Linked DNA regions of Mus musculus: regions 1 and 3 are each linked to region 2. Evidence: chromatin loops called from intact Hi-C (ENCODE). Cell type or tissue: left cerebral cortex. All regions are shown on one strand. Links, peaks and the distances in the headings refer to the core of each region. The heading gives the core; the rest is flanking DNA. Region 1 overlaps Gm20110 (predicted gene, 20110). Region 2 holds the start of Poc1b (POC1 centriolar protein B). Region 3 overlaps Poc1b (POC1 centriolar protein B).

Region 1 (10,711 bases), core at 2,204-7,203, 510 kb before region 2:
TAGTGCCAGAAGATGCTATGTACCCTGGTTGGAAAGAAAAGTGACCAATGGTATATTACTCAGTAGAGGACAGTGCATGCTACAATACCAATGAGCCAAGCTAGACTTGCCCACTGATCCAGGAAGTGGCACAAAGGTTACGGGAACATCTGCATTCTGATTGGATTTGAGGTCTGCTACGCAGGAGTTCTCTCCTGCCTACTACTGCAAACCTGGCCAAAAGCTCATGGTTCAGGAGGCCATAGGCCCTAGGGGAGAACTACCCTTCACTTGCTACAGGGACCCATCGTCAAACTGCCTCCCGGGTGTTTATTTATATATACACACGGGCTAGCGGTGCTCTGAATATCCAAATAGTGCAGTGGTTCATAGCTAATATGGAAACTCATAACTGGCCAAGGTTCTGAGATAAAAGATTATTGAATGTTTTCCCCTAAAAGGGATGACTATGTCATCTTTTGTCCAAGGTTCAGAGAATGTTGCCTATGCGGGAGGGGAATTTAAGAATCATAGGATGACGCGGATGCTGTGACGTGCTCTCTTCTGGACGTGACACCTGGTTACCCACACAAGACTTCTACAAGATATTGCCTCTGAGATCACTCAGCATCCCAGCACGCAGTACGAGGGTTACAAAACAAATTGGAGAGGCCATGAAGGGGTCGGATGTGCTGGGGGGAGGGGGTACCTGGGGTGTGAGAGGGGGAAGCATATGATAAAAATACAGTTTCCATGTATAAAATATATTCTAGTAAAATTTTCCTCTCAAACTAAAATTTAAAGTCAGATCTAAAGGATTCTCATTCGTTCCTACTCTCAGCTCCGGATTGGTCAAAGCTTGCTAGAATGGGGAATTTTCCTCTCAGGCAGGATGGTGATTGTGAGTGGTTGAGATGGTCACACAGTAAATGCCTTAGCGCTCTATCGCCGACAGATGGCGCTCTAGCCTTAGTGGTCAAAGACAGCCCAGGCTATTCCCTCCCTGAAAGTTCCGTTTCTGTTAATAAAAAAAGAATAAACACAGACACGGGTCACTGGACTGTTGTAAGCAGCGAGAACAATTGAAGAATTCTATTTAATTCCCCATGGAAATTACTCTCAATACAATTTTAAAGTGAATAAAAACTCAGTAGCTCTTGGAGCCGAATTCACATGTGACATTATTTTGACTGGGGAGGCAAAAACACGAACACTTTTAAGTAGCAATTTTAAAAAGAAGAAAAATTGGACGCTCTGAACAAAGAAGAAAAGATGTAAACCGGGGAGCAGGGGACATCAATTACAGGCATTAAGCGTTCTAAATGAGACCTCGTCATTTGCAGGCTCTGCGTCTTCTGCCAGCTCTCCAGTCTCCTGGAATCTCTGCGAGTTGGTGTCAGTGGTACTGGACTTGCCTAGGAAAGTGGTTGTGATGAGAATTACGTATTTATCACATACGTTACAAATCATTTAGAATGCAGCCGGTACTTAGTAAAAGAAGATCTCTTACTCAGTGCCTGAGAAAACACAAACATGTCCTTCAGCTTCTCCGCCTTGGATTCGTTCGTAATCACAATCAAATCGAACGCACAGGTCCTTGTAAATTTTCGGAGTCAATGGAAAGTTGTAAATGTTTATGTGTTGTGTCAGCCAAACTTTGAAGAGATGTCATATTGATATGACAGGAAATTTATATGTTTTTAAGTGTGGGGGAGAACAGATTGCATACTACTGCTGTAGCAAAGCCCCAACATTGTTTAAAGTAATCTATTGCTGGCAAGATATAAACCGAAAAGATAATGCTAATTATTTCTGAGCCATGAAGCCTTAGCTAGTTTTAGTCTGCTTAGTACATCTTTAATACTTTTACTAAAATGGGTGTACATTTCTACCCACATAAAAACCTTGTTCAATGCAGTGCTGTAAAGCAGACACGCCATGTGTATCATTACCACTGTACAGCCTCCTCTTTACGGAGGAGCCCCTCCTAGGAGTCAGGCATGGCTTAGAATTCTTAGGGGGGTGGGAAATGGGGGAGAGGGATGAGGGGATGGGATGGGGTAGGGACAGGAGGGGGGACAAGAGGGAAGGGAGCCCAGCCAGTGTCAACAAGATGCTCAAACAAGTATTAAAATGGAGAAAATTGACTCTGTCTCATCAAGTGGGATTATGTCAAATACTTCACAAATACATATCAGTTTCACTAACCATACCAGTGGGAAAGACTTCTGTCATTTGATATATCAATCTGTAATTAACATAGGCTTATGTCACCAAAATTTTAAATACATACATACTTTTGACCCATTTCTTGGACTATAACCGAGAGAAACATGTGCACTGAGGACAACAGTCAAGGATTGTACCGGGCTGTGGTGGCGCATGCCTTTAATCCCAGCACACGAAAGGTGGAGGCAGGAGGGTCTCTGTAAGTTCAAGGTTAGCCTGGTCTACAGAGTGAGTTCTACGACAACCCTGGGCTACACAGAAATCCTATCTCGAAGGAGGAGGGGAGGGGGAGAAGGAGGAGGAGGAGAAAGAGGAGGAGGAGGAGGAGAAAGAGGAGGAGGAGGAGGAGGTGGTGGTGGAGGAGGAAGAGAAAAAAAGAAGAAAAGAAAAAAACAAGAGTGGATAGGCAGGATTGTAAGAACAAAAGATGAAATATCTTAGCTCTGTGAGACATGTATACTGTGGACAGCTTTGTGGGTTTATTATAGCTTGAATGTAATTGGCTCCATAGGCCTACGAGGAGTGGCACTGTTAGGAGGTGTTGCGTTGTTGGAGGAAGTGTGTCACTGTGGAGGCAGGCTTTGCCCGGTATGACACACAATCTCCTTCTACTGCCTTCAGATCAAGGTGTAGAAATCTCAGCTCCTCTAGCACCAGATCTGCCTGCATGCTGCCATGCTCCCAGCCATGATGATAATGGACTGATTCAATTAAATGGTTTCCTTTATAAGAGTTGCCTTGGTCACAGTGTCTTCTTCACAGCCATGAAACCTTAGCCAAGACAGGGTGCTAAGCAAAGTTCTCTAGGTTTCTGACTATGTCACAAAATGACCTCCTACACACATTACGTACCAAGAAAACTTGAACTCAAGGAATTCCATCAAAACTACACCATTTATATTTGTTAAACCCATACTTACTTTTTAATATATGTAGCTCTGTATATTTTTGCATGTGTTCCTGTGTATTTTACATGTAAATGTGTAAAAACAACTTTTAAAATTTAGAAAGATAAAAGGCCAGTGATTTATGATCTTAACTAGCAAATGCCATTCTATTTTAGCTTACATTATCTGAAATGCTTCATCTCCTATATCATTCGCTCACGTTGTCATCTATAAGCTTGAAGTCCATTACACTCTTGTCTGATATCAGAAATGGAGTCTTTATCTGGTCTCCTTGACACTAAATCACAATTCATATAGGTAGAAGTTAATTATTTTACTCACTCAACAAATATTTATGGAATATGGGTAACCTTGCATATTCCTGATGTCCACATGGATAGACCGAAACAAACGAGGATTATGTTTCTGTTCTCCGTTCGTTTTGTTTTTGTTTTCTAGGACTAATTGTTCTGGAACTCCCTAGAGAGCCCAGACTAGTCTCAAATTTTAATGAATCCTCTGCTTCTGCCTCCTGATCGCTGGGACTGCAGGCATGCATTGCCACAGCCAACCTTCGAACATTATTGTATTTATTCAAATATTATTGTATTCAAATATTATTGCTTTTGTACTGAGCACACATAAAGAGACTTTCTCTTTTTTCTTTTTGTCTTTTTGAGACAGGGTTTCTCTGTGTAGCCCTGGCTGTCCTGGAACTCACTCTGTAGACCAGGCTGGCCTCGAATTCAGAAATCTGCCTGCCTCTGCCTCCCAAGTGCTGGGATTAAAGGTGTGCGCCACCACTGCCCGGCTGAGACTTTTTCTTTATTGCATTAGGACAACTATTTACATAGCATTTGTACATATTAAGTATTATAAATTACTTGAGAGTGATTTTAAGCATGATGGAGGATTACACAGGTTAATATGCAAATACTATGCCATTTTATATAAAAAGAACAACATAATGGTAGATTGGCCCTGGAACCAATACCCTGGGACACAGAGGGATTATTCTAATGCCATTGGGCCTGTGTGACAAACTGGATACAACATTAAAATACGAAGACCTCAAAAAGTTCCCAGAGAGGCATACGGAGCCCCATAGAGAGGAGGAAAGCATACATTTTAACTTATTATTTACCTTTAAGGTTTAAACACATTTCTCAGAATCAATGGTTTGTTAGTGTTCTTGAACAACAGATGACAGTGATCCTTAACAATGAATCAACACTAATACTGTATGAACTGCATCGGTAAGATTTAGAGACGATTTTGTTACACCTCCAAACATTATCCTCCTACCCTCATAAACCCCGGGGTAGATGAAAGAAATCCCTTTACTATAAATCTCAAGGGAGCTGCCGGGGTTAGTTAGTAGTGGATGTCAGTTTAAATCCTGAATTTCTTTCTGAGCAAGTGTGTGCTGCAGCAGCAGGGTAGGCCACTAGGTGGCAGAGTAGAGACACGTCTGGAGACCAGTAATAACAAGGCACCCAGCAGATGGCGTTCCATCATCTGCCATGAATAGGCTGGGTTCATAGACAATGGACTCAGCTAAGTCAGTTTGGGTACCACTCTTCTGCTCGTTCACGTTGCCTACAGTTAGTTATATTTTGCAGCTTCATCATCTGATTTTTTTAAAAAAAAACTCATTTTTCTACTGCAAACATATATTCATATCCATTAAACCAGACCATGCTTTTCCATGTTAGCAGGATTCAGTAGAACTTGGGGGAAAGAGGGGAACAAGCTCTCACTAGGTTTGAGTGGAGATGAAGAAAAGAAGGTAGGTGGATAGAGGTCTGTCGGGGGGAAAAGAGCTTTCTGCATACTTTGCATGTATAAGGAAAACAGGCCAGTGGTATATGTGTGTGCATCTGTGTATGCACGTGTAATTGCTTGCCTGTATTGGCACATGTGTACTGAGGGTAATCTGTTCTGGAGAGCAAACTTGTTCACGATCGTAATCATATAAGGAAGAATTCGCATTGGAAAACGTTTAGGAATTATGCAAAGGGAAATACACGAAAGCCCAAACTTCTAAGATGTTACATATGCGTTGGCAAATAGGGACATAGAAAAAACCACCAGGTACTGAGAAGCATGTAGAATTTTTTACTAGCACAGCAGCCTGAGAGGCTGAGGTGCACAGATGGCTTGCTCCTGCACCTTCCTGCAGAAGTCCTCCTTCCCCCTAGGGTCTTTCCCTGAGAAGAAGGCTTACTTCTGCCATTTGCCTCTACACTGCCCCTTGGAAGCCTTGATCCTCCTACCCCCTTGCATCAAATGTAGGGGTTCATTCCATCTCCTTAGCCACTCCAAGAGGACTCAAGGAGTCGAGAGTGACAGCCTGAGTAAGACAAATAAAAGCTCCTCAGCTTCGGTGGCTCCAGGGCCAGCACTCTCCTAGATAACCAGGTGCAGCTGGTGCCTATCCTTGAAGAAAAGAGATTAGGGTCCCCACGCTTAAATCATAGAAAAGAGGTAATCAGTGGTCACAGACATTTATGGCCAGCCATAAAACTAGTTCCTGATAGCCCCACAAAAGATACTCTTTAGTCCCCCTCCCAGCCTTGCACTTCTGCCCTACTAAATGGTATCATGTCTGAGTTAAGACTCACCTAACCGGCTTCCCCTCCCCTTCACCCTTAGCTTTCAAAGACTTTCTAACTCTTCAAGTGTTAAAGCACCCGAGCTAAATAAAAGGACCCTTTTGCAAATTGCAGTGGACTTCGAAATTCTCGAGTTCTTCTGGTTTTCCCACAGAAAGAGGGCATAACAAGAGGACCTAGTGACATTTAAGCAGATGAGGCATTCTCATAACCTTCTGTCCAGAGAGCTCCTTCCTGAGTGCATGCCCACAGCTCCTCACAAAGTACAGACATGAAAAGAAGGCAGTGTGACTTATAGCTCCCAGCAGCAGGATGATGGTTCACCACTGGGAAGGCAGGTGGGTAAGACTGGAATTTTTACAATATCATGCACATAACATGCAAATAGCCAAACAGCTCTCAAGGCACTTCATTGGAGCATTGTTGATGGAAGCTCTTCATGGAGGCAAAAGAGCAGGCATCTGTATAGCTAGGGTAATGTACAGGACTCTAGAAAGGACTGATGTCTGACTCAGGAGAAAGGGCTGATAGCGAGCTAGGACTCAGGTTTGAAAGCTGCATGCAAGCTCTGGCACTGGCCCTTCTGAAAACCCGAATCCCGAGCATGCATTTGGAAGAATTTGAGAACTTACTATTGAAATGACTATCAACAAGAGTTCAAGGGAACAAGTCAAGCCAAAGTGTTCTCAAATTAAAATAGTAATAGTAAATGCCCCGTCACTTTAGAGTCTTTATAAAAGTAGAATACCTATAAAGTATAAAGTAGATAGTAGATGCCTATAAAGAATCATATCTTTTTAGCTAACAGAACAGAATAGAAACAGGGTGAGACCATGCATATGAAAGACCAAAGCACAAACCAGAGGGAGTGGAAGTCAGTTAATCATGTGAGAAAAGATCATTCTCTATCCCATATCAATATATCAAGGTTAATTTCAGATAAGATGGAGACTGAGGAAATAAAGTTTCTAGAACATTAAAGATTTTATTCAACGAGGCTTTCCTTAAGAAGAATAATGAGTACCAATCGCAATGGAAATACTGAGTCAATTATATTAAAGTTTACAAGATCCTTAAATGCTTTGGGAAGGAAGCAAAGAGAAAATGCTACAAACCAAAGGCACCTGTGGTGCAAGATCGATAAGGAAACAGACGCCAGGATGTGTTTCAAAAACACTTCCAGTTCAATAAGGAAAGACAGCTCCAAAGGGAAATGGGCATCTATAGGCTTAATTTTTCAAAACCTACTTTAATAGGGGTTCTTAAACACTTTTACTTCTCTTCTAGCCCACTACCCACCAAAGATAGTGGAAAGGAAAGGTTAATAGGACAATTGGGGGCATGGGCCTGTTTAGAAATAGTTTTGGGAGGCCAATTCCAATCTTCATTGTCATTGTCAGCAGTTCAGTAACGTGAATCAGCAGTGGTAGCTCAATCCACAAACACCACTCATGAATTAGCAATGGATGTTCTATCCAGAAGAAACCGCAAGGCTCCGGAAATGGGCCTGAGTCCACAGGAGCAGCAAGAAGCCACTGGGATACCACAAGAAGTTCTTTGGTGCATTTCTCTCTACAGAGTCACAACAAACAGTGATGGGTGAAGACGGCAAGCCGAGCCAATGCCAGAACGTCATCAGTCAATGAAGACTAGCATCAGCCATGACCACTGTCAGATCATCAGCAAAGGGTGTCAAGGCGAACCAACGCCACACTCTCATCCACTGTCTGTTGGGTTATACTTATACTCTTTCCAAAAATCACCTGTCCTCTCACGTGTCCGCTCTAGCAAAGCATCGCATGCCCTTTTCCCAGGGAGTTTCCAGAAAGCACTATGTGTCTGTTCTCCCCAAAGCATCCTCTTGTGTGTCTGCTTCAGCCAAACATCCTCTCATAAGACAGGTTCCAGGAAAGCATCACATGACACAACCGAGTCTCCAAAGAAACCAGAAATTTCTAAGCAACAGCCGTAAACAAGTGTGTTTCGTGGATTAGAAAGAAAACCTCTGGATTCACACATTGTCACCTTCTTCTGACCTCCTTGGGCATCAGGCACACAAGTAGTGGACAGATGAACATGTATGAAAAGCATACTCACAAAAAATAACATTTTTTTAATTTTTAAAAATAGATACAATGTGTTCAACTTTATTAAAGAAACAAAATTAAAATAATAAATAAATTAGGTTTCATAACCAGTAAGTGTACAGACAATGAGACATTGGATAACAGTAAATCTAAGTAAATATGTAGATCCACAGATGCTCAGATACCGCTGGTGAGGATATGAAATGGTTTGTCACAATGGAAAACAGCTCCTTGTTTCCATATCAGGTTACAGTTCTTGAGCTGATGGTATAATTCAGTAGTGGAGCACTTACCCAGAATGCCTTGGGCAAAAGCCACAAACACAAATTAAATATTTTACATATCAAACTCAACCAATGCTATAACTGAAAACCTAACAATGTTCTTAGATAGGTATACTAAGAGAAATGATTAAAGATGCTTATCGAACTATCACCCTCACAAATAAACACTAAAAAGAAAATGCCTTCAAACTTCTAGTTACTGAAACACATCAAGAAATTGTAAAATAATCCCACAAGGGAAAATAAAAGCCTCAAAATTAGTTAGCTACAGCTGTTAGAAAGTACATGGGCACATTTTTCTCAGCATCGAGTAGGCTGAAATAATTAAGTTAGGGAAAGGAGGACATACATAATAGTACAGATGCCATAATACACACACACACACACACACACACACGTACACACACACATGTGTGCACACTCACACACAGAGACACGCACACATGCACACACACACACACAGGAAAGGAAAACAAGAAAAGGAAAAAAGAAAGGAAGGCAGGAAGAAGGGAGGAATGAAGGAAGGAGGAGGGAGGGAGGGAGGGAGGGAGGGAGGGAGGGAGGGAGGAAGGAAGGAAGGAAGGAAGGAAGGAAGGAAGGAAGGAAGGAAGGAAGGAAGGGAAGAAAGGAAGGAAGGAAGGAAGGAAGGAAGGAAGAAAGAAAGAAAGAAAGAAAGAAAGAAAGAAAGAAAGAAAGAAAGAAAGAAAGAAAGAAAGAAAGAAAGAAAGAAAGAAAGAAGGAAAAAACAAAACAACAAAAGTAAAGCAGGGCTAGACAGGTGTCTCAAACAGTGATGTGCTAATAAGTCAAGTATAAGGACTTGGTTCAGACCCCCAGTACCCACATTAAACATATATATATATATTACACTTGCAATTCCTGGGGTGGCAGAGATAGGTAGATCCTGGACTTCACCAACCTACAAGTCTAGGCTAATCAGCCAGCTCTGGTTTCAGTGAGAGATGCTATCTCACAGAGAAGAGTGGATAGCTCCTGAAGACAATACTCAAAGTTGCCTTCTGACTTCAACATGCACAGACACACATATAACTGTACACACACATGCACACACACATACATATACCTCCCTAATCAATAACCATACACACTACACACACATGCACACACACACAGGGCAGGATGTTACACACGTTATCACAGACCTTGGGAGACTAAGACAGAGAATTACTGTGAGTTAGAGTCCACCCTAGGATACGTAGAAAGTTCTAGACTATCTTTGAATTACAGAGTAAGACTTGTCTCAAAAGAAAAAAAATACAACAAAAACATAAGGCAAAAGAGCTCATCAAACCCAAGAGATTTATCAGTACTGATGACTGTCTTAGGAAAAACATCTTGTTGCCACCGATTCCGTGAGTCATACTCCTTAATGTCACGTGGCCAGGTTTTCTCACTGTGTACATAGCTCATAGGGATGTTAGTCTGGTTTTCACAATTTAATTGTTTTTTTAGGCTGAACTGTGTAGCCCAGGCTAGCAATTTCTCATAATTCTGTACCCCCTAGATATGAGATTATAGGTTTGTACCATCATGTCTGGATCTTACTAGTTTTTAACATATTTGGTAAATGACAAAAATAAAATAAAAAACTAATTCTAAGTTTACTGAGGCATACCAAGCTGTTTGCTCTTCGTGCATATCCAGTTCTATTTTGGAATTGCTTCTGTACATATTCCAATTTTAAACATCATGTGTTTCAGCTTCATTGTTGGTGGGAAGCACACTGTTAAAGGGGACAGGACTAACACAGAATGGGAGAAAATAAAGCAGGATGGAGTGACCAACTTCCATCTCCCTCTGGATGGAAGAGGGAACCTCTTTTTCTTAGGCTAGAAAACATTTCATTCATAGGTTCCAGACCTTCAGATTGGTGCTCCATTTTTATGCAGGTGATATTTCAAACTGCAGCAACCTGTCTCCCCTACCCTGCAGAGGACATTTTGGTAGACGTGCCATAATGGTAGACTCTATTTATTGTTTACTATTGCCCTTAACTGAAATGCTAAAGGGCCGTTGAGCAAATCTGCCCATTCTTGTATAATGTATAGTTACAATTCTAGTTTATTTAGAACTTCCTTCCTGCCTTCCTTCCTCCTCCTCTTCCTCTTCCTTTTCTATGTTTGGCATCTTATGCCCTTGAAATTTGTGCAAGCATCCTGTGAATTTGGGTTAAAAGCAGTTCAGCTAACTCAGGTATATTTGGTGTTCCAGCATTCTCAGGAAGCCAGTTTGACCTAATTTTTTTTCCTTTTTTCTTTTTCTTTCTTTCTTTCTTTTCTTTTTTTTTTTTAACATCATTCCCCAGCTACAGACCTCTTCAGCAGAGGCTGACAGAGAAGATAATAACATGAAGACGAGAGAATGTAATTTTACAATGTGACTTCAAGTCAGGTTGATTAACTAAGTCAAGGTAACCTTTCCAGGCTTCATTTAACTCATTTTGGAACATGAAGAAAAGAATTTGGTTAATGCGCATTTGGAGATATTATTTACTATCATTCTTTCTGAAAATTCTATTCAAAATAGTTCAAAGAGTAAAAGCTGCAAGCTTTGTATTACTAGAATAATTAGGCATCCCAATGGAGTCACAAACGAGACTCCATCTTTCT
Region 2 (10,711 bases), core at 2,005-7,004:
TTAAAAATAAAACAAGTGCTAAGATGCTCATAGAGCCAATCTATTCACAGGACTGATTAAGTAAACAATAGAATGGGAAACTCCTTGCTCATCAAATATTTTCCTAACATTTAAACATGTAAATTCTACAGCAAAATGGAGAACTTGGGTGGTTGGCCAAAAACTGGAAATAAGTGAAAGCGTCTCTTGCATGTTTCACTATGGTGTGCTTTTGGAATGAAATTGGACCATGTCTGCATATAAAAACACAACTCCAGTTTACTTCATTATGTATAGTATTCTGAGTTATATTCTTCTGAATTACAGACAGAAATAATCTACCAGCCTAAAAAGGACCGAGGGGCCATAAGCACCTATAGAGAGACAGGTAACACAGGAGGGAATACTCTAGTCTTAAAAGCCTCGTCTCTCTTTGGCTAGGGGCACAGAGATACTAAGTAAAAGTATTTTCAATGGTCCCTTCTCAATTGCATCCATTTAATTCTCTCATGCGACAGACACGGGGCTTAGCCAGAACAGCAAAAGGATGGGGCGAGGTGAGAATGCATGTTGGAGAATTTCCTCCTGAATGAGCATTTATGTATATTTCCCTTAAATAAAACCCAGGGCCAACCATTGCTCATGGAATCTCTAGCCAGGTGGGTGGTCCATAAACTGTAAGGATGCTAGGTAACTTACAAAAAAGTAGTAAGAGATTTTCATTCTAAGAATCAGTGAGAAACAAAACAGCCACAAGTACACACAAACCTTCATGTTTTCAATGGTCACCCTAAACAAGCTACTGAAACTCAGAGTCTTCCCCCTCTCCATCCTGACAAGTGAACCCTGAAAACAACTTTCCTATGAAGTCCTGTGGGCTGGTTCTCTATGGAACATGCATTTTCAAATCAAAGTCAAAAACCTGAGACTCACTCCCAAAATTTGGGCTGTGCTGTCTGGATAAAACGTTAGTAGGGAACTAGTCAAAATATGGCAAAACGTGTACTTCTGAAATAATTTAGTTTGGGAAATATTTATACTCTTAGTCAAAAGAATTGCTTTGAAAGTTGAAAACTTTTTTTTAAAAAAGCACAATCAGTCTAACCGTTGTCAAAATAAAATGAGTAGAAAACTAGCTCTCATGATATCCTGGGAGAAACTCACCACTTCAGGGGAGCTCAGCTCATGTAAATATAAAAATTGCCTTTCCATCTTCCAAACTGAAACTGACCAGCTACTCAGCACCACCCACGTTAAAAGGAAAGACACAGAAGTGCTTCTCTCCAAGTTGCATAGAGGTGAGGGCCCCAGAGGGAGGTGCAATCGACCTTTAGGGATCCTCACCGACCAACTCAGCGAGACAGAAGAGGAAACTGAGGCCCAAACAAGAGAAACAACCCCTTCCGCTGAGACATCTGCTCACACAAGGTAAGAGCTGCCCAGGTGCCCGGCTGCCTTGTGCTTTCCAGGAGCTCCAAGGCACCAATCAACAATGACCAAGACAGCCTTTCCCCCACTGCAATAAAGAGGAAGCCTCTCCATTTCCAGGTCAGCGCCCACTCTGAGGGGAGTTGAACACTCTCTGCAGAACTGGGCTGGCCCACTTCAGTTTCACACATTTCGGTAAAGGCATTTGGGGTTGGCTTTGGGGAAGTCTCACTTGTGTTGACTTCAAACCATTAGACATTAAGGACGGGAGGCCCAGCCTTCTGAATGAGCTTCATTCTAGGACATCCATAACTAAGGAGGTGCAATCAGAAAATGCCCCATTACTCACAAACAAGTTCACAGAGAATGCAGCTTACAGAGCGGGGTGATGTGAGGTGTTGAGATATGGGCCAGTTCACTCCAACGGCTCCCGGTTACAGAGAACTGAAGGTGAATGTCCCACTATCTTTCTGAGATACCTGTCTGCCAAGAAAGACCTCCAAACCACCTGTGGTGGCACACGCCTGTAATCCCAGTACTTGAGAGGTGGAAGCAAGACTCAGGAGTTCAAGGTCAGCCTGGGATGCCTAAGATCTATCTCAAAATAAAATAAAATAAAATAAGACCTCCAAACTTGCATTCAAGACCAGGACCCTCTTCCAATGAAACATATATCAACCCCAGGCCTTTTCCTCAAGATCAAATTTCTTCAACTTTTATTTTACCAAAGACAAGTTGGTTTTTAAAAACCTAAAATGTAATGTGCTGGCTGAAAGAATGTAATCAGAAAGTAATAGTTCTAATTACACATTCACATGTTTTGATAAAGAAAAGAAGAGAAAAGAAAAGAAGAAAGAAAAGTACATGCAATGAATTTACAAATCAGAATGAATCATACCCCATTTTGTCTGGACTTTTATGTTCTAAATATTAAGTCTTGCATGTAGTTTGTGGTGCTGTGGGTCAGACTCAGGGTCTTGCACATGCTAGCTAAGCATTCTACTGCTAAGCTACACCCATACTTCAGTGTTTTGTGTATCTCAGTTCACAGCAGCTTTCTTTAAGGAGTTGCAGGAGACCATATTGACAAAGCTTTTAAATAAAACAACCCGAGAGCAAAGAAGGCACTTTGAGATATTGAGCAGCGGTGCTCTGTGTACCCAGCTTCAGAGTGATATCCCCAGATGAACCACGGCTTTCCAGTGTTCTTACAGACAGCTGCCAGGTGACTTCTGGTAAAATACAGTCATCTTGGGGCACGGTGACTTTCCGGAGGCTACTGTCAGCTCCCGAAGAGAAGGCGCTCTGCTGCTAGCCTATTTCTCAAACCTCCAGAGCTGGTTTTTATCAAGGGCATCACACGTTTTCATATGGACACTAGGTCGGCCCTCGGCTGTCCGGTAAGCACTAAGACACAGTCTTGTGTGAGGGTGAAAAATCGTTCCGTCTTCTTTAAAATGCCAAATGATGTTCACTGGAACTGGGAGCCCGTCTTTGGGGCAGTTTTGCATCCCTACATAATCCTTTTGTTGGGGGACCTCTGCACATAATTCAGTCACGGAATTGAATCTGATTTCTTTGTTTGAAGTATATTCAAAGAACTGATTGCCTCCTTGACCGTGGCATCCAAACAACGAAAGATTAGCCCCCGTAGGGTTGTTGTCGGGAGCGTTATAATCTAAGCACTCGGAAGAGATGCCCATGCTGCGGATGGCTCCGTGCCAGCCAGGTCTATCCTCGGGGACGTGTAAGTTAGAGAACACATTTTTCAGATACCAGTCGAAGCTCTTACATTTCAGCCGTTCCCTTAGTAACTTCCTTTCAGAAAGATCGCCATAGGCCTCTTTCCGAGCTGGGGGGTTTCGGTTATAGAAATGCTCTTTGTATTCATCCATCCACACTTCGGCCGCCCGCGCGGTATTCTGTAGGAAGTTGGGGCGAGCATAGGGCGCGCGCTTGGGAAACACGTGGCCCACGTGCGAGCATGGGTGGATCTCCAGCTTGCCGCCACACTGCCAAACCCTGAAAGACAACTCAAGGTTTTCGCCTCCCCAGACTTCCATGCCAGTGTCATAGGTGCCCAGGTACTGAAAATACTTCTTGCTGACAGCAAACAGTCCTCCTGCCATGGTGGGGGACCTGATGGGGTCAATTCTTGACGTTCGCCTGTCCCTTTCATGTTTGGGGACAGAATGCCACTGGAAGGTCAAACGCCAGTCAAACCCACCAATCATGGGCTCCCCGGTCTGCATGTAGAATTCGAAAGTGTTCCAGTCAATAGTGTCGATGACAGGACATACGATTGCGGTTTCGTCTCTACTGATCCTCTCCAAAAGTGGTTCCAACCAACCAGTGTTACACTCACAGTGACAATCCAGGAAAGTGAGGACATCCCCGGTGGCAAAAGTGGCCCCAATTAGACGGGCCCGGACCAGCCCCTCTCTCTTATTGGTTCTAATCAAGCGAACTCTCTCCAGGTTGCTGATGTAAGTTTCAAGTTGCGCCTTCAAATAAATTCTATCACTCAAGTCATCCACCAAGATGATCTCCTTTAAAAGCACAGCTGGAGAAGTTTCTAAAACACTGTGAATGGTCCGAAGCAGAGTGGACCAGGCTTCGTTATAGAAGGCGATGATAACGGAGGTGGTGGGGAGCGACCTGTAGTGGAACTTCTTGGCTTTACACTCATACATTCTTTTATCCTCTATGTGGCGGTGCAGGGAGATCCTGTCACTGAGGTAAATGTTGATGGCATATCTCTCAATAAGTTCTTCTTGCTGCTTCAGTTCCCCCTCGTTGAGCTGGAGTTTGCTTGCTCTCCCCCATTCCCCAAGAGCATGGGAATCTGCAGGGGGCTTTATATAAAGAGGCTGAGACAAATCCTCTTCCCTTGTATCAAGGTCCGGGAGCCGCCTTGGCCCCAGCTCCCTGGCACCGCCGGCTCCTGGAGAGGCATACAAAGTGGAGACTGAGAACTCCACCAGAATATAAGCCAGTGTTAAAAGGGCCAGCAGCAGGCAGCTCTTGCCTGCCCAGGTCCACCTCACGGCCATCCGGATCCTCACGGGTCGTGTGTAGACGCGGCCACCGAGCCAGCACGCGGGGAAAGCGCCGCGGATCCTGAAGCTGGAGTTCCCGGCTCAGGTAGGGGCGAACTTCCGAGAAGGTTCCTCCTTTCATGTAGGCGCTCGGCTCCTTTCCGACACCGGAGTTTCCCAGGGGTCACTTGAGACCCCCTCGCTCCCCGGCCTCTGGTGGTGCTCAACTGGTCGGTCCCCACTTCCTCCTGCTCGTCTCAGAACTTTTCACAAACTCTCCAGCCAATACTCCACCCTCCTCGGGCCGATCACAAACCCCTCCCCTTCCCACTCACTCCTCCTGGTGGTTAGTTCACGAAAGTTGTCTGTCAGGCCGGGACCAGTCGAGTCCTTACCCAGCAAAGACCCAGGGACCCAGAGTGGCCGGGTACATCCCATCGCGCCTGGCTCACTCAGGCAGGGATGGAAGAAAGGCTTTCTGCCAAGTGAGCTTTGGTTACTGTCAGAAAAGGAAAGAAGAAAGAAAGGAAAAACAAAAACAAAAACAACTTACCAATTTGTTTGCAGTTGGGGCTGAAGTCAGCGGAGGTGATGGCAGCTTTGTGACCTTTAAAAGAACGTTCCAGAATCGGATCCTCCTAGGATGGAAAGTTGTTAGGTTTGAAAGCAGGTGCAGAATTCCAGCTCTCGACATCAGACGTCAACGTTGCCTGTCCCCCGGGATCGAAGAGGAGGACCCCGCAGCATCAGCGGGCAGCGAGAGAGGCGTGGGCATTACAACCCGGCTGAGAGGCTCGGGCACTGCCCCAGCTTCCATCCGGAGGGGTCCCCACCATCGGGAGGAACCCCCAGCCCAGGCACCAGGGCGAGCCGCCGAGGGACCCGCCCACCGCACCGAGCTGCAGATGCTCGCCGAAGCCTCCCGCGCTCTTTAAACCTCCCTGGTGATTCTGACGCAGGCGCGCCGCGGGAACCCAGCCGGCGAGTCCCGGAGCCAGCTCCGCCTCAGCCCCGAGCGCCGGGATCTCTCCGGGAGCAGCGCTCACCGCTCAACCCGGGCACGGCGTCCCGCTCCGGGGAGGTGAGCGAGCTGCGGAGCTCCGGGTCTCGGGGCTACCTCCCAGGCCTGCCAGACTCGGCGTGGTTCCCCTCCTCCCGGTCCCGCCGCCCAAGGATGATCGGCTCCGGTAGCGGCGGGGACCTTACCAGGCCGGAGGCCATGCGGGGAGCGGACGGCGCCCGGGGCCTTGGGGGACCAGGGAGGGGTGGGGACGAGGGGGGACCGTGCGGCGCCCGGAACCGTCAGACTGGAGTGCGGGCGCTTCCCGGTCACTACAACAACGGCGGCCCAATCAAAGCCCGCGCTCCAGGCGTGGCCAGACGAGCCCCGAGACGCCGCGCGCGCGCGCGCTGCCGACAGCCGAGAGCCTGGCGGGAGCGCGCCGCGGGGGGTCCGCCGCGCGCGCACACAGCGAGCCCCGCGAGCTTCGGAGGTAGCGGACTACCGGGTTGTTGTCGGGAAGCGGGTTGGGACTTGGAGAGAGAGAGAGATGTGATCGGTGGTGGCGAAGCGGAGGAGAGTCGGTGATCGATGCAATCAGGATTCTATTACACCTTAAAGAGAACGGCGCCCAACTCGGCTACTCCGGAGAGGGGAGCTTGGGTGCACAAGCTAGACAGTAACAGGACGTTGAGCGGGACTAAGTTCCTTGTGTTCAATTACTGGTTTTGCACGTACTATAGATACAAATGCTGGCAGCACATGATGGGTAATATTTTATTCACATGTTCACCCTGTTTTTCTTTATTCAATAGTATTCTATTATCTATTTGATTTATTCTGTTCTCAACCGCTTGTTTGCATATGCCTTATTAAACTCACACACACACCTGAAGTGGTCGGAAGACTTGGAAACTTTAAAGTTTCTAGACCACGTGGTTACAATAACGGTCCCCACTTTAGACTTTTTTTTTTCCCCACACATACTATCATTTGTGCTTCAGCAACAGGGTTTCAAAGCTAGAGAATGTTGTCGGTGGCAGTTTGTACATGGAAGGCCACATTTTGATGCTTCTTCATACCCCTCGACAACAAACAACAGCATTAAACCCTGCCCCGGAGCATAAAAGACTCAGCTGAAAATTACATACGGAACACAACTTCTTGGCAGTGGAATGTCGTGATAAACTGGTAAGGTACATGTTGTGTGTAAATAAAAAGTGTAGTAATTACAGGTTCCCTCGCTGTATTTGCGTTTAGTCTTAACCACTATATAGCAATTATGTAAGTGCAATACCGTATTAGTTTGACACATGGGTGGATGTTAAATATCTGTTATATGTTTGACACCAAGGGCTAAACTTTGTTATAAACAAAACAAACCCCTGAATGCCAACATAGTTCCCTCCCCTCAAGAACTTGGCACTGGGATGTAGCTCAGTTGGAGAGTGCCTAATGAACTAAACCCTTGCTTGTATTCCCAGCGCCCTCATCAACACAACCTGGCATCAGTAACTATAGCCCTGGGGAGGTGGAGGCAGGAGGATCAGAGGCATAAGGTTGTCCTTGGCTATACTGTGAGTTTGATGCCAGTCTAAGCTACATGAACTCTGTTAAGCAAATAAAAAACAGACGACAACCCTGCTGTATTCTACCTTAAGGAGTCTCATGTTTTAGTATAATTGATGCTAGTTGCCAAAGATGCTGATTCAGCATATATGGGGCAGAACCTAGAGCCCTACAGGTATAACAAACTGCTTAGGTTTTGCTATAGGAGTCTTGGCTGTGTACGTGGAAAATGTTGCTCTAATAGAGGAAGGGATGTGTTAAGGGTCTTGCTGTGATGGAGGGCAGTGGTGTAGGTCGGGGATAGAGAATATGGTTAACACAGAAAAACATGGATTTGATCTCCAGCACTCGAACACACAGAGTCAGTCTCCACTTCTCATATGTGTATGAGGCAGAGACAGAATGAAATGAGAATCGGTACCAGCAACCTGTGATTTTGCCATTCTATGTTTCCCTTTTAAAAAAATGTTTAGTTTTGGATGCCAATTAAACATAAAAGTGGTATGGAATTGTGGGAAAAAACAGTACGGCATTTACTCAGAAATGAAATAATTTACTCATGATCCAGCAAGACAGGGACCAAACATCTGTATTCACTAGAGTTTGCAGCCTTAGAAGCAGCAGGCAAAAACGAGAGACAACTAATATCCAGCAAATGAGTGGGTAAATAAAATGTACATAATAGAAATAGCATTTGGCCATAAAAGCAGATGAAATTTTGATACATGCAAGTTATGTGATAATTGTGAACAAATAAATAGGCCACACACACACACACACACACACACACACACACACACACCAAGTTGTGTGATTAGATTTGCATTAGGTCAGCAGAATAAGTGGATGTTTATTTCTTGTATATTTGATCACAGGGAAATACTCCAATGTTAAAACCAGAAATCAAGGCTTTTGGATCTCTCATAGCTACATCTAATATTGGGCATAGCAGATTCAAAGACAGGAGGTTGGAGAGATGAAGTCAAAGAAAAGACAAACGGAGGGTTTTTTTTTTCTAATTGAGTACTATTTTGAAATCTTCAGTTATCACAAACGAGTTGTTAAAGGTAGGCAAGCCGGAAAGCCAGGAGGTAAAGCAGGTTATAAAAGCACCCTTCTTTGTCACTGTAAACCATCCCTGTACCTGTGGTAGGTAGGTATTCCACAGCTACTCACTGAGTTCCTTTTGTATCAGTCCTCTGTTGCCACGATAATGTTGTGTAAGCTATTTAAGGGTCAGTGGCACACAAAACTGGACTGCTGGTTTAGTTCATGAATAGACATGCTTTACATTAAATAGATGAAGAGATGGGCTCTGGACTGTAGCCTGCCACTGTAACTATACTAAATGCTCACATTGTCCAGTTGCCTTTTAAGCGTTTATGTCTATACTCATAGGCCTGGGCTACTCACAACATTGCTCAGAGAAGCAGCCTTTTACAGTCGGCAGCAGTCAGTGCAGAGACCCACAATTGGTCAAAGTGCTGGGACTAAGAGTCTGTGAATGCTTGTCCTACACAGGACACCTTTATCACATGCCATATCAACACTCCCTAAGTGTTGAGGAACATCACCAAAGAGCAACTAGAGAGAATGCTACGAAATGCAGTCTCTGGCCTGTGATGTGGCTATTGCACATGCGTAGTAGCTGCAGTTACCTGCACAAGATGGAGCTGGTGCATAGCGTGGATGTGGGTGGTGCTCTCTAGACCCCACCCCTAAACTGAGGAGCTATTGGCAGTTGGTAGCTACTGGGAAGGATGGATCATTCTAACTACTAGTTTTTTTCTCACCCTCCAGTGGACCACCCCATGCCGTGCACATATGGGCAGCTCCCGCTGGACTTGGATTATTAATGAAGATGGGAAGCTGCAAGAGGGGACCATTGGGAGGCTTCTAGGGGAAGTTCAAGGCCAAAATGAGGGGTGGGTATGGGTTCATTGTATATATGAATGATTTTCTTACAGAGTAAACATAAACTTAAAATAATAGGTGGAGGTAAGAGTTATTACGATCTCATCACTTAAAATTGACCTTAAAACCTTTGCCATATTCCCAGGAACAAAAGCAGACAAGATTGTCACATCCTATAATGTAAGTGCCTGTTTACATTTTGACATTTAATCATCATCATAATCATTTTAGAGATTCTTATCTTCCCATTTGAAGTACAAAGACATAGTTTCTGTCTGCTGATGCACAGAGCTCAGAAAAGGGAGAGAGAAAACATTTTAGACAATCAACAACTCCCTTCTAATCACAAAGTCCTGATGTCTCTTGTATGATTGCAAGTTGCGTTATTTTTTTGTTTGGTTTGAGATAGGGCCTCAGTGTATAGCCCATGTTCTCTATAGCCAGATTCTCTCGCTTCTGTCTCCCCAATGCTGCAATGTCCAGTACATGCCATCGTGCCTAGCCTTGTGATCACATGGTGTTGGGAGCCGCCCCCACATTCGCCGTTACAAGATGGCGCTGACATCCTGTGTTCTAAGTGGTAAACAAATAATCTGCGCATGTGCCAAGGGTATCTTATGACTACTTGTGCTCTGCCTTCCCCGTGACGTCAACTCGGCCGATGGGCTACAGCCAATCAGGGAGTGACACGTCCGAGGCAAAAGAGAATTCTCCTTAAAAAGGGACGGGGTTTCGTTTTCTCTCTCTCTTGCTTCTTGCTCTCTTGCTTCTTACACGCTTGCTCCTGAAGATGTAAGAAATAAAGCTTTGCCGCAGAAGATTCTGGTCTGTGGTGTTCTTCCTGGCCGGTCGTGAGAACGCGTCTAATAACAATTGGTGCCGAAACCCGGGACGAGAAAAAACTCGGGACTGGCGCAAGGAAGATCCCTCATTCCAGAACCAGAACTGCGGGTCACGGTAATAAAGGTTCCCATAAAACAGACTGTTGAGAAGGATTCAACTACATGAATTCAGAACTTTTCAGCTGGGGAACGGTGGATACCAGTAAGTATAGCTTTACGAGGTACGCCTGGCCTTGAACTTTCTAACGAAATTCAAGACAGTCTATCAGAAGTAAAGTGGGAAATAGCTTTACAAGGTACGCCTGGCCTTAAACTTTCTAACGAAATTCAGGACAGTCTATCAAAAGTAAAGTGGAAAATGGCTTTACGAGGTATGCTTGGCCTTAAACTTTCTCTAGTGTTAGAAGCCCTTTTGTTCCTTTTCACATGTTATCAAGTGATTAAGGCAGGGCTAAAAATTCTAGATGAAATTCAGGACAATCTATCAGAAGTAAAGCGGGGAGAGAGAGTAGGAGCAAAGAGAAAATATGGTTCACAAAATAAGTATACAGGCCTTTCCAAGGGTCTTGAACCTGAGAAAAAGTTTAGGTCAGGTAAGAATACCTGGAGAGAGATTAGAAGGAAGGAGAAGGAAAAAAAAAAGAAGAAAGATCAATTAGCGGAGGTCTCTAAGAAAAGGAGCCTGTGCTCATCGCTGGATGGGCTCGGGGAGCCAGCTCTTAGTAGCTCTGAAACAGGTGAAGAATCCTCCTCTGAGGAAACAGACTGGGAAGAAGAAGCAGCCCATTACCAGCCAGCTAATTAGTCAAGAAAAAAGCCAAAAGCGGCTGGCGAAGGCCAGTTTGCTGATTGGCCTCAGGGCAGTCGGCTTCAAGGTCCGCCCTATGCGGAGTCCCCGCCCTGCGTAGTGCGTCAGCAGTGCACAGAGAGGCAGTGCGCAG
Region 3 (10,711 bases), core at 3,719-8,718, 54 kb before region 2:
CAGCCAGGGCTATACAGAAAAGCCCTGTCTCAAAAGACAAAACAAAACCAAAACCCCCCAAACAACAACAATAACAAAAACCCCAAACCGTCAAAAAACTTTAAGACTACAATTTACCTGAAGGTAACAGGTTTCTTTGTGTGTGTGTGTGGGTGTGGTGTGGTGTGGTGGGGGTGGGGTGTATATGCCTGTAGTTGGCAGTATGTAGGTAAATGTAGAAACCAGAGGTTGAATTCAGGTGTCATTCTGGGAAGCCATCCACTTTGTTTTTTGAGATTAGGTCTCTGACTAGCCTGGAACTTGCTAAGCCGGCAAGATCGTCTGGTCAGTGAACCCTCATATCTGGGCTCTCCTCAGCTTGGATTACTGGCTCTCCCCACCAAACCCAGCTTTATATACAGTTTTTGGGAATTAAGATCCTCCTGTTCACACGGTACACTTTATCTACAGTGTCATCTCTTTAGTCGCAACAAACTCCTTCAATTATATTCCTATTTGAGGAGAGTGGCAAAGAGAATCTGAAATACCCCACCCTGTGTAGCCACATCATAGGTGGCAAATGCTAAAAGCCTATGTATAAATGTGCATGTTAGCAATGGAACTCAGGGTTTCTTTCAAGCATGCTAGCCAAACCTCAACTGCTGAGCTATATTCTAGCCATCTCTGATTCAAAGTCTGATGGCAGAACCATGGTCTATTTCTATGAAAATATTAAGAGTCAAACCAGAATCCTAAAGAAAAGAGTCTTTAAAAAGCCAAAAAACAAACAAACAAACAAAAAAACCAACCAAGTAAACAAAAAACAAAAAACCCAACCCTATATATGTGACTTGATTATAACCAAAATAAAGATTTTGAGGCGATAAACATTCTAAAACCATGACTACATGATAGCCAATACTTTTGCAGAGAATTATTTGGGGGTGGTACAACCAAGGTTTAAAAATATAGACTGGTAACAACTGATTTTTTGTTTGTTTGTTTGTTTGTTTGGTTTGTTTTTTTCGAGACAGGGTTTCTCTGTATAGCCCTGGCTGTCCTGGAACTCACTTTGTAGACCAGGCTGGTCTCGAACTCAGAAATCCACCTGCCTCTGCCTCCCAAGTGCTGGGATTAAAGGCGTGTGCCACCATGCCCAGCTTACAACTGATTTTGGTATCCAAATATTATATCAAAATTTCTGTCAGGCATTAGAGACAGAAGTACAAGCCACAAAGATACCAACAGTTACTTTGTATGCCTTAATTTCTCCTCTATAGTGAGACATTAGAGGATAGCTAAGACTCACCTTAGTGTAGCTTCTATGTGCTAGCCAAACTGCTACAGGCACACACTCCCAGCCCTTTGCCTTTCATAGTCTTACTATATAATTCATGCTAGCCTCAAACTCAAAACCCTCCTGCCCCTGACTCCTGAACTCTAAATTAGAATGTGCCACGATGTTTGGCTTTGCTACTCTAAAGTGAAGTCACTGGTGTTCGACTGGCTTTGTTACATAAAGGCAGCTTCACATTACTCAGGCTAGTGCTCCCCTCTTGTGGATGACTGACTGTTCTACTTAGTGCTCCCCTCTTGTGGATGACACTCCTTCATCACAGTCCCACAAATACCACATAAACTAGCTGATTCTGGTTCTTCTGGGTTACCGTCAAGGGATAAGTACCCTTTTGCTCTAGCTGGTGACAGGCCCACCTTCAGAGCAAACTTGGTTTCTTTGTTTTTTGTTTTTAAAATATGAGTACACTGTTGCTCTCTTCAGACACACCAGAAGAGGGCATCAATCCCATTACAGATGGTTGTGAGCCACCATGTGGTTGCTGGGAATTGAACTCAGGACCTCTGGAAAAGTAGCCAGTGCTCTTAACTGATGAGCCACCTCTCTAGCCCCAAGTCAGGAGTCTTTGCAAAGCTTAAAGGGTACCGGCAGGGGGAGTGAGTCTCAAAAAGAGAAGGAAAACTCTGAGACAGTTTCTAAGTCAGGAGCACTAAAGTCGAGCCTGCTGGTGACTTCCCAAGCTACCTTATCTACAGAATACAAAGTCAGCTCACTGGGACATATGGGGTCAGAGGCATGGGGTGTGTCAAGTTCATTGAAGACTAACTATAGGGAGAGCACTGTGCCAAGTTTTAGCTAGCTAGCTAATGTTTAGATAAATTTAATTGGACAAGTCACTCATTCGTGCAGAAATGCTGAGGGTTTGTGGATGTGAGCACGGTAAGTGCCCAGATCAGCTCCACCACAGACTCGTGCCTTCCCTTCACAGTGAGGGCCTGCTTGCTGCTATGTGGCTCTCGCTGCTGCGTCTTCTCAGAGAAGAACATTCTCACTGGCACTAACTCTGAGAGGACCCTTCATAGCTGCAGGACTGCAGTGCTTCCTGGGGACAGGCAGAACTCCTTTGCGCTAGATTTGCTTCTTGGCATCTACTTGAGTCTATATGTCAGGCTGTGTTTCTTTAAAATTTTACCCACAATACTGAACTAAATGGACAGCGTGGTGTCAGTGTGGTCACAGGCAACACTGTTCTTCCTGCTCTCAGAGCAGGGCTTGTGCTAATCAGCAGCGTTACTGTGATTTGTGTAGAAGAGAGGGCAGACACAGAAGGTAGATGGCTCAAACTGTCTCTGAAACCTTCAGATGCGCAACATATACGGATCATTTTTATAAACAAAATTGTAAGTAGTAGAGATACTTTATTTCTGGGTAATCCATCAAGAGAGTAACATAAACAAAGCAGAGGAACTGCCATTTTTAGGGCAGTACAGTCTTCTCTATGACAGCAGGGTAGTACCCCAGGACAGGGAGCAGGGGATAGGGGGCAGAGGATGGGGGAGAAGGGAGCAGGGAACAGGGTAGGCAGGAGGTAGGGGACAGGGGGGGCAGGAAATAGGGGGGCGGGGGGAAGTGAGCAGGAAACAAGGGGGGCAGGGGTACAGGGAGGGTGAGTTCGACTGAGTTTAAGATATTCCAAGGTAAAACTGTTCTGGAAATGGCTGCTGCTCCCCCTGGTGGTATTTTAGAAACGTAGAAATGACTTTGTATACAGCCTTGCTGTGCTGAAAGGTTAGGCCACCGAGCTCACGCTTTATCCCCGATTCTTTCACTTTGTAAGGAAATAGACTGTGACAAATGGTGCAGCACCGCTTAAGTTAGAGAAAGACTACTTACTGTGGTTGAATCGAAAGAAAGGACATCCACCACGGGGGGAGACGAGCTCTGCAAATCCATCACCTCACGCTTGGGATTAATCTGTGTGCACACATGAATAAGTCAACGGGACATCCTCTGTCATAAGGACCAATACTAAAAAAAGAGAAGTATTTATAATCTATTCTAAAAATAAAGCATATACTCATGGATAAGGCACAGATACTGGCAAAATATGGTTTCACTAAGCCTACCAATGTACACACTATCGACAATGTTGCAGTTAAGCAGGAAATGGCCATTTTCACATTCTAAAAGCAATGCAATTCACCTACAGAGGAATATTAAAATAGAAAGACCCACCTCAAGAGATGCAGAAAATATCCTAGCCAGTACATTAAAACAAGAAAAAGAAATACAATGTTAAGATGTATGAATCAGAGAGGAAATGATAAAGTTTCATTTAAAAACTCAGTGACTACCAATGGAGAGCTAAACAGGACCTACTTCTGAGCCCTCAGCCTCACCAAGAGAACCAAAGAGCACTGCCAGCCCCACTCAACACACAGACCCAAGTGGATTTTAACATGACGTTAAAATACGGACAGTTTCGAAAGTACTGAAGAAAACCCACCAGGAATTCATGGGAAAGACTAAGACTTCATTGACTCGAAAGTTTCAAGTAAACAGAAAGTTGTACTGTGGATGGTTTGGAAGAAGAGCAAGGCGTGGGTGGGAAACAAACACCATAAGATTCAATGGCATCTGTCTATAGACAAGGATGATGGACCGTTTTAAGAACTGGCTAGGTCCACGGATCCCGGCTAGCAAGGGTCGGCAGGAGATATGTAGAACCCAAACGTGATGATCAAACGGTAAAACCAGCAAGAACAAAAAATTTACGGTTATTATTCCAACCAGAGGTGGAGAACAGCATCTGAAAACCCGGAAAAGCAAAAGCTGCAAGCAAGGGGGATGCGTCTGTGATCGATCACGGATGCTGTGGGAGAGCTGTGTCACTGTGAGGATCATTATGAGGTCGAATACCGGAAAAGCAGAATATCTAATATCTGTACGCAAGCTTATACACGGAAATGTAGACAACAGAAATCCCATGGAAAAACAAATCTCAGAAGTGAAACCGTCAGAGGTTCTCTGCAGCAGTGAAAATGGCAAGAAGCACCATTGCTAACACAGGAGTGCTCCATACTGTCAGCAGCGCGCACGGCCCTTTGTAACTGTAGAGACTGCCTGCGAGGTAAAGCCACTGAGACACAAGGCTCCGTACACATATAAATGTGTCAGTTCACGTTATATAAACATCTCAGGGTTTTTTTTTTAAAGATTTATTTATTTATTATATGTAAGTACACTGTAGCTTTCCTCAGATACTCCAGAAGAGGGCATCAGATTTCGTTATGGATGGTTGTGAGCCACCATGTGGTTGCTGGGATTTGAACTCGGGACCTTCGGAAGAGCAGTCGGTGCTCTTAACCACTAAGCCATCTCACCAGCCCTCTCAGGGTTTTTATACGAAATAAAAAGGCAAGTTACAGGAAAACAAACTCAACACAACCCCATTTACCAAGACTTTCTGACCATTCAAAGCTAGAGAGTATTTAATTATAGATTTGAAAATACGTATGCAGTAAAATTGCAGGGAAAGGGGAACGAGTTCCTGGGTCGATGAGCACCTCCAAGAGGAACTACTTCTAAATTCAAAGGCCCCAAGGCAAACCAAAGAAAACACAACCGTTCTCAGTTCTAAGGAGAGAGCCAAAGAGAAGCCAGACAGCAGAGCCAACGGGACAGCACTCAGGGCCAGAAGAAAACCCTAGCTGGCTGCTCAGTGACAAAGGATTTAGAAAGGAAACACAGCTTGACACAGCTGCTCAACAAACACCAAAATAAAAACAAAATACACTTTAGAAAACAAGTCCCAGAGACAGGGTGAGCTAAAAGAGTCCTCCCCATTCCCCCCCCCCCCCCCCATCCCAAGCCTTCCTCCAAACCGGCTAAGCAGAGCCATGGTGCAAATGAGCAGTTGACAAAGGCCAAATTACAAAGAAATCTGGGAAAACCTCGAGGCTGGAGTCTAAGTGCTTTAGAGAGACCCATCTGGGGGAGTTGCTGGACATTGTTCTAACAGTGGGCCGAGCCCTAGGCAAGAAGAGCCGACTGCTGGATTTAAAGCACTCAGGCTTGAGGGGGCGGTGCTGTTGTGACGATTAGATTACTAGATTTAGATATTTGTACATGTGAGTGTGTGCACTCTTACACATGGGACTGCACCATGGCACATGTGTGGAGGTTGAAGGACAATCGGTGAGCTTTGGATTCTTTCTTTCCACCACGTGGATCCCGGGAGTGGACTCAGGTTGGCAGGCTGTGCTGCAGAAGCCTCTCTTTAACTGCTGAGATAGCTTGCTGGCCTGGTTTTGCATTGGGGATCCATCTCACCATGGCTATGCACCGGAAGCTGGCCTCAGTCTAGGTCCCCTTCCCTTTGACTCCCGAGTGTTGGGATTACAGGTGCATGTGCCACCATGCTCAGTCCCCTAGCTGTTGTTTTAGAAATACATCTTATGATTATTCAGCCCACTGTGTGACAGTGGAGGTGCCCGACTCCAAGACACAGTAAAGGGGGGATAGATTTGTGTACAAGAATGATGGAGGACAGCTGGCCCAGTTGGCCAACACGTCTTCCTTCCAGCCATTTTCCAGCAGAAAGCCAACACCTCCTCCACCGTCCCTGTGAAGCAGACGTACATGGGCCTCCTTTATGCCTTTTAGTCTTAGGTGAGGGGCCAGAGAGCCACGGTAGTCTTTTCTCTAGCGCCACCTAGTGCAGGTATAGAGAAGCTCATCAATTTTGCTTTGCTCCTGAAAGAGAAACTGCTCTGAAAGTTTAAGTCCTAACCAAGGAAAGAATAGGCCCCTCCTGTAGAAAATTGTTGACTTCCTACAAGTTTGTAATTTACTTAACTAATAGTGTTTTACTACACTGAAGAACAATTGCTGTCTCATAAACCAAGTGGCCTTGAAATGGGACGGATTGAGAGTTGGGCTCTCATTACCTGAACAGGGGGACAATGGAGAGTTATGAGCGAGAAGGTTGTATAGAATCTTGAAGGTAACCACGCTCCCGACCTAAGGGTCTACATCACCGAAGAGCTCAGGAACGCGCACACTAACATAGTCTGTAATGCTTCCCGAAGGGCAGGGCACGAGCCCTTAAAGCTGGGACCTCAGTGTCTGCTGACAGAACCAGATTTGAGCTCTTATTAAACCGAAGCACGGCAATAGATGGGCAGAGCTGCACAATGAGCCACGGTGCCAGGGCTGCACCTTGGGCACTGCCAGCTACTAGCTTTTGCATCTACTGACCTGAATTTTCATGTGAATAAAAACATTACTGACTTTCAATGGAAGTCATGGAAAAATACTGTACAGGCTTACATGTTCTTCTTCTTATTATTACTAGTGCCACATAAGCGCCTCAAAACAATATGTATACAGTTCAGCTAGAATTAAAATATAGAATTGGTAGACAGGAAATCCTATTTTCACCCTCAATGGTAATGTTTTTAACCTTATTAGCAGATTAAGGGAAACCATGATCTAAGATTTGAGGATTTCTATTCTATTCATCATGACAGAATTTTCACCAATGAACTATAAAATATTTAGTTATATAAAAAGATTGTTCTGTCCTGCTAAGTAACATAGAATTTCATACGTAACCTATAGATGATGTTGCTACTCAAGTGGCCATTCTGAAGTTGAAGGCAATCAAGAGAATGATTTCATTAATGATTTTGACTTCACTGCTCTCCCTGCTAATATTCCGTAAGGCTAGAACAACTATGTGACCCCCCAGTCTCACGAGGATCTATCATGATCCCTTAGGAGGCTTGCTGGGTTCCCCACTGTCTTAGGGTTTTACCATGACCAAGGCAACTCTTATAAAGGACAATGTTTAACTGCTGCTGGCTTACTGGTTCTGATGTTCAGTCCATTATCATCAGAAGTATGGCAGTGTCCAGGCAGGCATAGTGTAGGAGGAGCTGAGAGTGCTACATAAGGTTCCAAAGACAAACCAGGAGGGGGCTCGAGAGATGGCTCAGCGGTTAAGAGCACTGACTGCTCTTCCAGAGGTCCTGAGTTCAATTCCCAGCAACTACATGGTGGCTCACAACCATCTATAATGGGATCTGATGCCCTCTTCTGGTGTGTCTGAAGACAGGTATAGTGTATTCATATATATAAAATAAATAAAAGCAAACAGAAGACTGCTGCTCACAGGCAGCTAGGAGGATGGCCTACAGGGCTATACAGAGAAACCCTGTCTCGAAAAACCAAAAACAAAAAAACAAAAAAACAGCCCACCTGACAGTGACAAACATCCTCCAACAAGGCCAAACCTACCAACAAGGCCACACCTCCAAATAGTGCCATTCCCTGGGCCAAGCATATTCAAACCACCACACCTTCCAAATATGCAAATGAGAAGTAGACTGGACTACATAGGGCAGCGCCATTCAAATGTCATGTGAATACCCTTTGAAGGGAAAGCATTTTTTTCCTGGAACAGTACGGTGAAGCTCTTGCTTGTGGCCTGCTGAGGAAGTTGACATAAACTACTCTTAATTCAAATAGGCTAGAGCAAGACACCCGTGTGAAAACTTGGCCTTCCCAACAACATGGAAAGACAGTGTTCTTTCCTTAACTGTAATGAGGATGGAGGGCTTCAGCAACACGTCTGTCCGCAGAACAAGGAGGGGACACAGAGGGGCGTTCACATACGAGGCTTCTATGTTCCATGTCTTTTTCTCGTGGCTTCCTCTGGTGGATTTGCAGAACAATCTGGCTGCCATTCCTCTATTCGTGTAAGGATTAGTATTTCTACATCTGGTTGGCAGTAGCAGAGATCTGAGACTCTAATGGGTTTTGTTCTTTCATACAAATAAGACAAATGCTAGCAAGCCAGTGGCCTTTGCAAAGGCCAAACAATTCCACGCAGAAGGTTAAGAAAACATAATAAGATATAAATCATAGGGAGTCTATACTGCTCTAATCTCAAAAACCCAACACTCATAGCTACTGCAAAAAGAAGAGAAATTACTTCAATTCTATTTGTTAAAAAGACATAATTTTATATTTTTAAAAAATTCTGAACACAGAATGTTTTCCGTTTTAATTGAAGTGCACCTTCCTAAAGCTTTGAAAGAGAATTATTTTAAAGTATGATTTCTCATAAGTGAGCACAGTATTTCTTGTCTAATCTAAATCACATCTGTGGGACAGTTTTAGTTTTAAATTAAGCAGTTTTTTCTTTCTTCAAGGGATCTATAGTCACTAACATGAAGACTTTAAAAATAACTTGATATCCAATTATTTTTTATAATGTTAAAATATGCTCTGTACAAAAACCATTATACTTTGCTTTATTGTGAGTTTCATTTTTAAAACAAGATGACTCGCAGTTTATACGCAGAATCCTTTTACTTCTCTGGCTCAGCATCTGGAAGTATTTTTCAAAAGTCAGTCATACAAGACAGTTAACTCAAACAGCTCTCAGGACCTACAGGTGATTTAAACTGGGCACCTAAGGCCAACTTCCTCAGGCCCACACAAAATGTTCAGGCACATTCTCTGAATTATGTGCCGTACAACTGCCCTCTAGCTCCATAATGAAAAGGCAGCTTTTAATAGACGTGTCAGTGCACACGTGAAAAGCACAGCCGAGCGCGTCTCTGCGCAGCCTGGGTCAGCCTGACCGAACCACACAAAGGAGCTGCTTTCAGGGTTCTCAGCTACAGAGTCAGAGCAAGCCATCCAGTCACCTTGTGAACATTTTAAAGTCTAGCTCTCTAAAATGGACCAGGGCTGATGGTAAATCACAGAGGAAACAGCTTGAGTCTCTGGGCCCGGACAGCACAATGCCAGGGAAATACACTCAACTGGGACCTGTAGCTCTATAATACAGCACTTGGCTGGGTGCTGGGTAAATGACAGGGCTGGGGAGGGGCGGGTATTCTTCACACTGATCAAGCCCTGCTAAGTCATAGAAGTGCTAAAGTAAAAATCAAAACACTACTTTGGTAACACAAGAAAAGGACAGTCAAGAAAAAAAATTATATATAATATATATGTATTTACTTTGTATGAATGTATTATAAAAAGCCAACAGATACACATAACAACTATAACAACTGAGGAAAAAAATTTCTTCTTGGGCTGGAGAGATGGCTCAATGGTAAGAGCACTGGCTGCTCTTCTAGAGGTCCTGGGTTCAATTCCCAGTGCCCACATTCTGGCTCACAACCATCTGTAACTCCAGTCACAAGGAATGTGACACCCTCGTCTGGCTTCTAAGGGCACTGCATGGTGGACAGACATGCATGCAGGCAAAACCCCCATACACAGGAAATAGTAATTATTTAAAAAATTATATTCTCTTGTTCAAAGAGTGAAAGAGTAAATGAGGGCTAATGTAGCTCTGTGGTGGGTCACTGTAGCATGTAAGAGGCCTTGCGCTGGATTCCCAGCATCACACGTACACACATGCATGCATGCATGATCATGCTCGCGCGCGCGCACACACACACACACACACACACACACACACACACACACACATAGGCACGCATGTAGGCACAGTGGTTTAATACTCCAATGATTATCCAAAAAGATAAAAATTATAAAAAAAAAACAATTGAAAATCAACACTATTGACAAGAAACAACAGTAGAAATCCATATATATATATATATACACACACACATATATATACATATACATACATATATATATATATCTGGGTTAGACAAAATTTAAGAAACAATCTCCTAGGTGTTGTTGTGAACGATGGAAGTCCCAGCACTTGGGGACAAGGAGTGTGAGGTCAGTTTGAGTTAGTACTGAGAGCCCTTCTTCAAATCCAGTGAGGAAAGGCAAACACACAGAGCACGAAGTATGCATGCTTCAAGAGAGTAGGAGAAAGGCCTGAGACAGACAGTAACGAAACCAAAGCCAAGGAAGCGGCGAGGTGGGGAGGAGAAGGTGGACTGGGAGTGACGAAATGACATGGGCTGCGGTCAGTTTACGTCAGCACTCGGGTCGGGGTGCTGGTGGCAGAAGCCTGTTTTTTTTTTTTTTGAAACAGGGTTTCTCTGTGTAGCCCTGGCTGTCCTGGAACTCACTCTGTAGACCAGGCTGGCCTCGAACTCAGAAATCCACCTGCCTCTGCCTCCCTAGTGCTGGGATTAAAGGTGTGCGCCATCACCGCCCGGCAGGCAGCAGCCTGTTATCTGAGCACTTGGCAAGCACTGGCAAAGATTAGGAGTTCAAGGTCATCCTCCAAAACGCAGTGAGTTCAAGGCCAGTGTAAGGACAAGAGACCAAGTCACAAAACCCAAACAACAAAAAACATATATTATGATCGGGATGTAAAATGAATGAATAAATTAATAGTGGGAGATAAGAAAAGGAAGAAAGCAAAATAAATATTCTAAAATCAAAGCTCTGTAATAACAAAGAAAAAACAACCTCAAATGAACA

The links. A loop is a pair of places that touch in the nucleus more often than their neighbours do. Peaks named below come from ENCODE experiments on the same cell type or tissue, not always from the same donor. Only the 100,000 strongest peaks of a DNase experiment are listed, where the experiment ranks them.
Region 1: it touches region 2 in a loop (7-fold over the local background); 14 of 42 quality-filtered maps call a loop at or near these places.
Region 3: a loop joins it to region 2, with 2.7 times the contacts of the local background. A loop is called at or near these places in 12 of 42 quality-filtered maps.

The regions. Positions count from the first base shown.
Region 1 is chr10:99,609,857-99,620,567 of GRCm38, reverse strand. The region is part of intron 1 of Gm20110 (predicted gene, 20110); the gene reads right to left. Among named protein-coding and RNA genes, the nearest start is that of Gm20110, 6.0 kb to the right of the region's middle. In left cerebral cortex, for the core only: a CTCF peak has its summit at 4,558 (motif pointing right); DNase peaks (open chromatin) are centred at 2,767, 4,585 and 5,042.
Region 2 is chr10:99,102,164-99,112,874 of GRCm38, reverse strand. It overlaps Poc1b (POC1 centriolar protein B), which reads right to left and starts at 5,793. Exons shown (of 12, transcript NM_027740.7): 1 at 5,652-5,793; 2 at 4,999-5,083. The coding sequence starts at 5,666. Galnt4 (polypeptide N-acetylgalactosaminyltransferase 4) reads right to left here and starts at 4,740. Exons shown (of 1, transcript NM_015737.4): 1 at 1-4,740. The coding sequence starts at 4,460. The coding sequence ends at 2,724. In left cerebral cortex, for the core only: a CTCF peak has its summit at 4,786; DNase peaks (open chromatin) are centred at 4,766, 5,438, 5,823 and 6,045; H3K4me3 peaks cover 2,591 bases; H3K27ac peaks cover 1,926 bases.
Region 3 is chr10:99,157,408-99,168,118 of GRCm38, reverse strand. Poc1b (POC1 centriolar protein B) reads right to left here. Exons shown (of 12, transcript NM_027740.7): 10 at 3,170-3,250. Among named protein-coding and RNA genes, the nearest start is that of Galnt4, 55 kb to the right of the region's middle. In left cerebral cortex, for the core only: a CTCF peak has its summit at 5,990 (motif pointing left); a DNase peak (open chromatin) is centred at 5,982.